Regions from separate parts of the Homo sapiens genome. Here region 2 is linked to region 1. The links are chromatin contacts, found by Hi-C or POLR2A ChIA-PET in ENCODE. All regions are on one chromosome and are shown on one strand. Each heading gives the region's core, a stretch centred on a gene start or an enhancer-like site at or near the end of the contact. The rest is flanking DNA. Distances are from core to core; before and after follow the strand shown. Region 1 overlaps CAMK1D (calcium/calmodulin dependent protein kinase ID). Region 2 overlaps CAMK1D (calcium/calmodulin dependent protein kinase ID).

Region 1 (3,754 bases), core at 406-2,905:
TTGAACTTCTGACCTCAGGTGATCCGCCCACCTAGGCCTCCCGAAGTACTAGGATTACAGGCCTGAGCCACCACGCATGGCCATCATTCTCATTTGATCAGGCTGCTAACAAGCTAGTTAGTGGAGCTGATGGGATAGAGAAGTACTGACTGATGTTAAAAAAAAAAGCAAAACCTCACGCTCTGTGCATGCATGTGTTATGGTATGGGAAGAGAAGGAGGCCATTGGAGTCAGTTGTGTGCTGATAAACTGGCCTTGGTGGGACGGCAGTTCTGATTTGTAGCTCTTGCTGATTTCTGTGGTGTGAATACTCCCACCTGGTCTGATTTCAAGCTCCCCATGGTTTAACAACCTACTTGCAAAATTCCTGACTTAGACTTTTAGGAGTCGCTGGAAGGTGGCTGTGGCATACCACTGAAGGAAGCAGAGGTCAGGAGTCTGGGTTTGAGTCCCAGCTCTGCCAGTGAAGAACTATGGAATCTTGGTTTTATCCTCTCTGATTCTTTTTTTTTTTTTGAGGTGGAGTCTCACTGTCACCCAGGCTGGAGTTCAGTGGTGCGATCTTGACTCTCTGGAACCTCTGCCTCCCAGGTTCAAGCGATTCTCCTGCCTCAGCCTCCTAAGTAGCTGGGATTATAGGTATACACCACCACGCCAGGCTAATTTTGTATGTTCAATAGAGACAGGGTTTCACCATGTTGGCCGGGCTGGTCTTGAATTCCTGACCTCAAATGATCCACCCACCTTAGCCTCCCAAAGTTCTGGGATTACAGGTGTGAGCCACCAAGCCGGCCTATCCTCTCTGAGTCCTGATGACCTTGTTTGTCAAATGGGGATAATGACACCTGCTTACGTTATGGACTTTTTATAGATCCCAAATGAGATAAGAATGTGTGCTGCTTGGTATATATTATAGTAAAGACCTCACATTAATCCATACAGGAGCAATTATGATGTTGCAAAGGTTATAGCTTTTTTTGTTTTTGTTTTTGTTTTGATACAGTGTCTCGCTCTGTCGCCCAGGCTGGAGTGCAGTGGCGCAATCTCGGCTCACTGCAAGCTCCGCCTCCCAGGTTCACGCCATTCTCCTGCCTCAGCCTCCCGAGTAGCTGGGACTACAGGCGCTTGCCACCATGCCCGGCTAATTTTTTGTATTTTTAGTAGAGACAGGGTTTCACCGTGTTAGCCAGGATGGTCTCGATCTGCTGACCTCGTGATCTGCCTGCCTCGGCCTCCCAAAGTGCTGGGATTACAGGTGTAAGCCACCACGCCCGGCCTAAAGATTATAGCTTTAAAAATGTTTCCTTCTGTGCTGGCTGGGGTGGCTCACGCCTGTAATCCCAGCACTTTGGGAGGCTGAGGTGGACCAATCAGTTGAAGTCAGGAGTTCGAGACCAGTCTGGCCAACATGGTGAAACCCTGCCTCTACTAAAAAATACAAAAAAATTAGCTGGGCGTGGTGGCACATGCCTGTAATCCCAGCTACTCGGGAGGCTGAGGTGGGAGAATCCCTGGAACCTGGGAGCCGGAGGCTGCAGTGAGCAGAGATCGCACCAATGCACTCCAGTCTGGGTGACAGAATGAGACTCCGTCTCAAAAAAACACGTTTCCTTCTCCTCAGTGTCAGTGTCACATTCACCTCTTGAAACATAGCTGTTATCTTTTGGGCAGGCTTCCTGTAGAAGTTGGGTCATATGTTGATCTTGAATCTGAAAGTTACCAACACAAACCCCAAAGTTTCATAGTCTGTTTTCTTTGGCTCTATTTCAGTGTTGTTGTATTGTTTTCATTTTCGGTTTTTAAGTGATGGTACCCTAAGAAGAACTTAAAATTAGAACAGCAACATGCCATCCTTGTAGAGAATTTGAAAAATTTGGAAGAATATAAAGAAGACAGTAAGAATCAGTTGTTGGGCTGGGCTCAGTGGCTCACACCTGTAATCCTAGCACTTTGGCAGGCCAAGGTGGGTGAATCACTTGAGGACAGGAGTTTGAGACGAGCCTGGCCAACATAGTGAAACCCCATGTCTACTAAAAATAAAAAAAAAAATTAGCCAGGCCTGGTAGCGCATGCCTGTAATCCTGGCTACTCGGGAGGCTGAGGCAGGAGAATCGCTTGAACCTAGGAGGTGGGGGTTGCAGTGAGCTGAGATTGCGTGACTGCACTCCAGCCTGGGTGACACAGCGAGACTATGTCTTAAAAAAAAAAAGAAGAGTCAATCATTGGCTGGATGGATCCTGGGCAGTCAGTCATTCTGCGGGGTGGGTGGCAGATCTAGGGAGAGACCCCAGAGATTAGTGGTGGAGCTGGACCTGTGGAGGTGGGGCTGTGGATCTAGACTCACTGGAGGTATTTCAGTATTTTACTAGGTGGTGTGCCTGAGTCACTGTGCATTGGCTGTGGATATAGGGGCGGCTTTATCCCCTATAAGATAGAGTCTTCGTGAGCACAGTGGGTGTCAGACTTGAAGTTTGTCAGTAATTCGTGTAGCTTGGCAGTGATGGTGGTGATGGCCTTGCTTGGCTTATTCTCATGGTCCCCATCTCTATCCTCATGACCACTTCTAAACACATCCCCAGAATCAGCAGCGGGACAGATCCTGTCGCCAAGATGAGACCTGACGCCACAGACTTCCAGAGAGCTAATTATACTTGTGAGAAAAAGGGGATAAAAAATATTCATATCCAAGTGTGGCTGACTCTCCCTGCTTAGAGTAAGACACAGGAAGCCAGCTTCTTAGTTGCTTCATGACATAAAATAAACACTGTTACATGCACAGTCCTGCTTTCTGCTAAGCTGCAGATGCCCTAAACCTTGAAGCCAACCCCTCTTCAGAACACAGTCTTTGGAAATTCTTGAGGTTAGATCAGTGGTCCTCAATCTTTTTGGCACCAGGGATCAGTTTCGTGGAAGACAATTTTTCCATGGACGAGGGGTGGGGGGATGGTTTCAGGATGATTCAAGCATATTACATTTATTGTGTACTTTATTCCTATTATTATTACCTATTATTATATTTATTCCTATTATTTATTTATTCCTATTATTATATTAAAATATAATGAAATAATTCTACAACTCACCGTAATGTAGAATCAGTGCGAGGCCCTGTGCTTGTTTTCCTGCAAGCCACCTGGGGGTGATGGGAGACAGTGAGGGCTCCTCAGGCATTAGATTCTCATAAGGAGCACACAACCTAGATCCCTGGTGCGCACAGTTCACAACAGGGCTTGTGTTCTGATGAGACTCTAATGCCACCGCTGACTGAACGGGAGGTGGAGCTCAGGCAGTACTGCAAGTGATGGGGGCGTCTGTAAATACTGATGAAGCTTTGCTTGGTTGCCGGCTGCTCACCTCCTGTTTTGTTGCCCAGTTCCTAACAGGCCATGGACTGGTACAGGTCCCATGGCCTGGGGGCTGTGGACCCCTGGCTTAGAAGGTGAAGTCTTTGGCCAGGCGCAGTGGCTCACACCTGTAATCCCAGCACTTTGGGAGGCCGAGGCGGGTGGATCACGAGGTCAGGAGATCGAGACCATCCTGGCTAACACAGTGAAACCCTGTCTCTACTAAAAATACAAAAAATTAGCCGGGCGCGGTGGCGGGCGCCTGTAGTCCCAGCTACTCGGGAGGCTGAGGCAGGAGAATGGCGTGAGCCCGGGAGGCGGAGCTTGCAGTGAGCCGAGATTGCGCCACTGCAGTCCGCAGTCCGGCCTGGGCGACAGAGCGAGACTCCGTCTCAAAAAAAAAAAAAAAA
Region 2 (3,754 bases), core at 619-3,118, 260 kb after region 1:
AGTAGCTGGGACTACAGGTGCCTGCCACCACGCCCAGCTAATTTTTTTGTATTTTTTTAGTAGAGTTGGGGTTTCACCATGTTAGCCAGGATGGTCGCGATCTCCCTGACCTCGTGATCTGCCCGCCTCTGCCTCCCAAAGTGCTGGGATTACAGGCGTGAGCCACTGCGCCTGGCATATGGGTTATAATTTATATATAATAAAATATATCCACTTAAAGTACACAGTTATCTGAATTTTTGGACTGTTATATACTTGCAGATAATCATTACCCCAGTCAAGGTATAGAATTTTTCCATAGCCTCAAAACATTCCTTTATGTCTCTTATTAGTTAATTCTTTCTACCCACTGTCCTGTACAACCACTCATCTGATTTGTATGGCCACATATTATTTTTGTCTGTTCTAGACTTCATGTAAATGGAATCATAGAGCACATTTTTTTTTGTATCTTTCACTCAGCATAATGTTTTTGAGCTTCATTCATGCTGTTGGGATTGTTCTTTTTCACTGCATGTATGAAATTCCTTTGCATAAATGTAACACGAGGTGTTTATTCATTTACCTGTTGATGAACACAGAAAAAAACAAGGCCAGGTGCAGTGGCTCACGCCTGTAGTCCGAAATTTTGGGAGGCCGAGGCAGGCAGATCACAAGGTCAGGAGATCAAGACCATCCTGGCTAACATGGTGAAACCCCCTCTCTACTAAAAATACAAAAAAATTTAGCCAGGCGTGGTGGCGCACACCTGTAATCCCGGCTACTCAGGAGGCTGAGGCAGGGGAATCGCTTGAACCTGGAAGGCAGAGGTTGCAGTGAACCAAGATTGTGCCACTGCACTCCAGCCTGGGCGACAGAGCAAGACTCTGTCTCAAAAAAAAACAAAAAACAAAAAACAAAACAAAACTGAGTTTTTCCCAGTTTCAGGCTATTAAGTTAAAGCTGTTATGAACATTTGTATTCAAGTGTTTGTGTAGACCTATGTTTTCATTTCTTTCAGGTAAATATCTACGAATGGAATTGCTGGGTAATTTGGCACATATGTGTTTAACTGTTTTCCAGTGGGGTTGTACCATTTCATTCCCTCCAGTAATGTAAGATAGTTTTAGTTGCTCATTAATCCTTGGTGTTGTTGGTCTTTTAAATTTTAGCCATTCTAGTATGTACTAGTGTGGTCATGGCTCACTGTGTGTGTGTCTAATTAATAACTTTGTCTTATTTTTACTTTATCATAGTCTAGCAGTTTTCGGTTTTGAGAAAAATTGAGTGGAAAGTACAGGGAGTTCTCATATACCCCCAACCCAATTTGCCCTATTATTAACATCTTGAATTAGGGTGGTACATTTGTTATAATTGATAAGCCAATATTGGTATTGATGAGCGGTACATTTGCTATAATTGATGAGCCAGTATTGGTACATTATTATTAACTAAAGCCCTTAGTTTACATTAGGGTCCACTCTTTATGTTATACATTCTGTGGGTTTTGACAAATATATGACATGTATCCACCATCATAGAGGCCTGCAGAATCGTTTCACTGCTATACAAATCCTGTTTTCCACCTGTTCTTCCCTCCCTTCCCCTTCTCCTTCCAATCTTTGGCTGCCACTGACCTTTTCACCGTCTTCATAGTTTTACCTTTTCTATAAGGTCATATAATGGGAATCATACAATATGTAGTCTTTCAAGATTGGCTTCATTCACTTAGAAATGCACAGTTAAGTGGCTTGATAGCTTATTTCTTTTTAGCACTGGATACTAGTCCATTGTCTAGATGTACCACAGTTTACCTGTTCACCTACTGGGGGACTGTGTTGCTTCCGGGTCTGGGCAGTTGTGAATAAAGCTGCTGTAAATGTCTGTGTGTATTTGTTTGGTGGGGACAGAGGCCAGCTGCCAGCATTCTGGGAGCTGAGCTTGGGTGAGGCGGGAGCTTTTGTTCAGTGGCTTATTTTCTCTAAAGTGCTTTAATCTCCACTCCACTGTATGCAGTAATCTTCTTAGAGAGCAAACCTCTGGGCTTTCTTCAGGACAGGAGGGGAATCTGAGGATCTGAAGAGTCCTTTTAAAGACTGATCCAGTCCTGGTTTTAGCCTTACCTTTTGGTTTCTAAAACTATGACTATGCAATCAACTTTGCACTCGATGTAGTAAAAACGTTTCATGCCAAGGTGTTGAAAGGCCAAAATGACAATAAACACGTTTACATAAAAATATAATGTGCATCCGGTGAAGATGCAGAGCTAAAGGTGAGTCCTTTCTTCCAGATTCTTGTGTGTTGTCCCCATGTCGAGGTTGTCAGACTATTACAGGGAGCAAAGTTAGAGGCCGTGGTGTGGCTGTGAAGTGAAAAGCTGATTGTGTGGGAGGGTCCTGATTATAGTCATCGCAGACAAGGACGTGTTCTCCACCTGTGATTTTGTTTCAACCTCTACATTATCTCCCAGAAGTGTGCCAAACTGTAATTCTCACAATATCCAAGCTGATGTTTTTTAGTAGTAGGTTTCCTGATAGCATTATAACATTCATTTCTCTGGGCTCAAGCCATTGTTTCCTCGTAGCATCCTCAAAAGCAAGGGGTTCTGGATACAGAAGGAGGAGAACATCCATTGAGACCTTCGAGTGGGTCCTGACCCTGTGATTGTCTTGGATCATGTCTGTTGATGCCTCCCAGGGCAGTGAATGAACAGCAAGAGGGGACAGTGATGAGTTCAGTCCAGTGATGTATACGATAGACTGCAGTGGATGGAGGCAGGGCTGCAGCTCTCTGAGAGATGGTCTGTTCCGGAGAGGCTGAGGTCAGAAGGACAGTGGGACAGGGAGGCACCTGAGCCCCGTAGGGTGGCCTCTTGGCTTGGTTTTGGGTGTGATTGGACGAGATGGCCTCTACAGTTCTTTCTAGCCATAAGGATGTAGGATACTAAAAATGAAGCCCCATCTCTTCACCCTGATATTCGAAGCTGCTTATAACCTGGTTACTTCTTACCTAACTTTCATGCTCCGTCTTCTTCCCAGCATCTTCTCCCTAGTGAGCGCATCTTTGTCCTCAAGACCTTCTCTCTTTTGTTTCCCCTTAAATCCCCCTTCTGCCCACCCCCACCGCGTATATATTGTGACTTGTTTTCTTATCCAAATTCTGCTAAGATTTACTTTCTTTTTCTTTCTTTTTTTTTTTTTTTAAAAAAAAGACAGGATCTCACTCAGTAGCCCAGGCTGGAGAACAGTGGTGTGATCATAGCTCACTGCAGCCTTGAACTCTTGTACTTGAGTGATCTCCCTGCTTCTGCCTCCTGAGTAGCTGGGACTATAGGCACTCACCACTCCACCTAGCTAATTTATTTTATTTTATTTTGTTTTGCTTTGTTGTTTTATTTTATTTTATTTTATTTTCTAGAAATGAGGTCTCACTATGTTGCCCTGGCTGTTCTTGGATTCCTGGCCTCAAGTGATCCTCCCACCTTGGCCTCTCCTCCCAAAGTGCTGGGATTCGAGGCGTGAGCTACTGCCCCTGGCCCTTTGCTCTCTTTATCTTACCAGTGGAGCTTTCCTTGTGACCTCACGTCCTCCGTACCTCCCTTCTTTGAGTTCCTATTGGACCTGCTTCCTGCACTGCACAATGTAGCAACTTGTAAAATGCCATTTTTAGGGTGGGAGGCTGTGGACTTCAGAGGGTGCACCCAGGGATCAGTGAGGGACAGGAGGACCAGATTGCCTTATGATCCTCAGGATTCCACTTGAGTGCTTGGTGATGC

What was found. A loop is a pair of places that touch in the nucleus more often than their neighbours do. ChIA-PET counts read pairs that join two places held with the same protein, here RNA polymerase II (POLR2A). Pooled maps may share reads with other maps.
Region 2: a pooled map shows a loop between it and region 1 (6-fold over the local background). The contact joins two enhancer-like sites. A Hi-C loop is called at or near these places in 1 of 168 maps with a recorded cell type or tissue (naive thymus-derived CD4-positive, alpha-beta T cell), 2 of 37 single-sample maps with no recorded cell type and 8 of 50 pooled maps. POLR2A ChIA-PET finds 5 or more read pairs at or near these places in 4 of 52 experiments (GM10248, OCI-LY7, activated CD4-positive, alpha-beta T cell and 1 more).

What each region holds. Positions count from the first base shown.
Region 1 is chr10:12,364,461-12,368,214 of GRCh38, forward strand. All of the region lies in intron 1 of CAMK1D (calcium/calmodulin dependent protein kinase ID), which reads left to right. Among named protein-coding and RNA genes, the nearest start is that of CAMK1D, 17 kb to the left of the region's middle. Within about 2 kb of position 1,656, at least 4 of the 41 ENCODE cell types and tissues checked have a DNase peak (open chromatin) inside an H3K27ac peak, as active enhancers do.
Region 2 is chr10:12,627,208-12,630,961 of GRCh38, forward strand. The region is part of intron 2 of CAMK1D (calcium/calmodulin dependent protein kinase ID); the gene reads left to right. Among named protein-coding and RNA genes, the nearest start is that of MIR4481, 24 kb to the right of the region's middle. Within about 2 kb of position 1,869, at least 6 of the 41 ENCODE cell types and tissues checked have a DNase peak (open chromatin) inside an H3K27ac peak, as active enhancers do.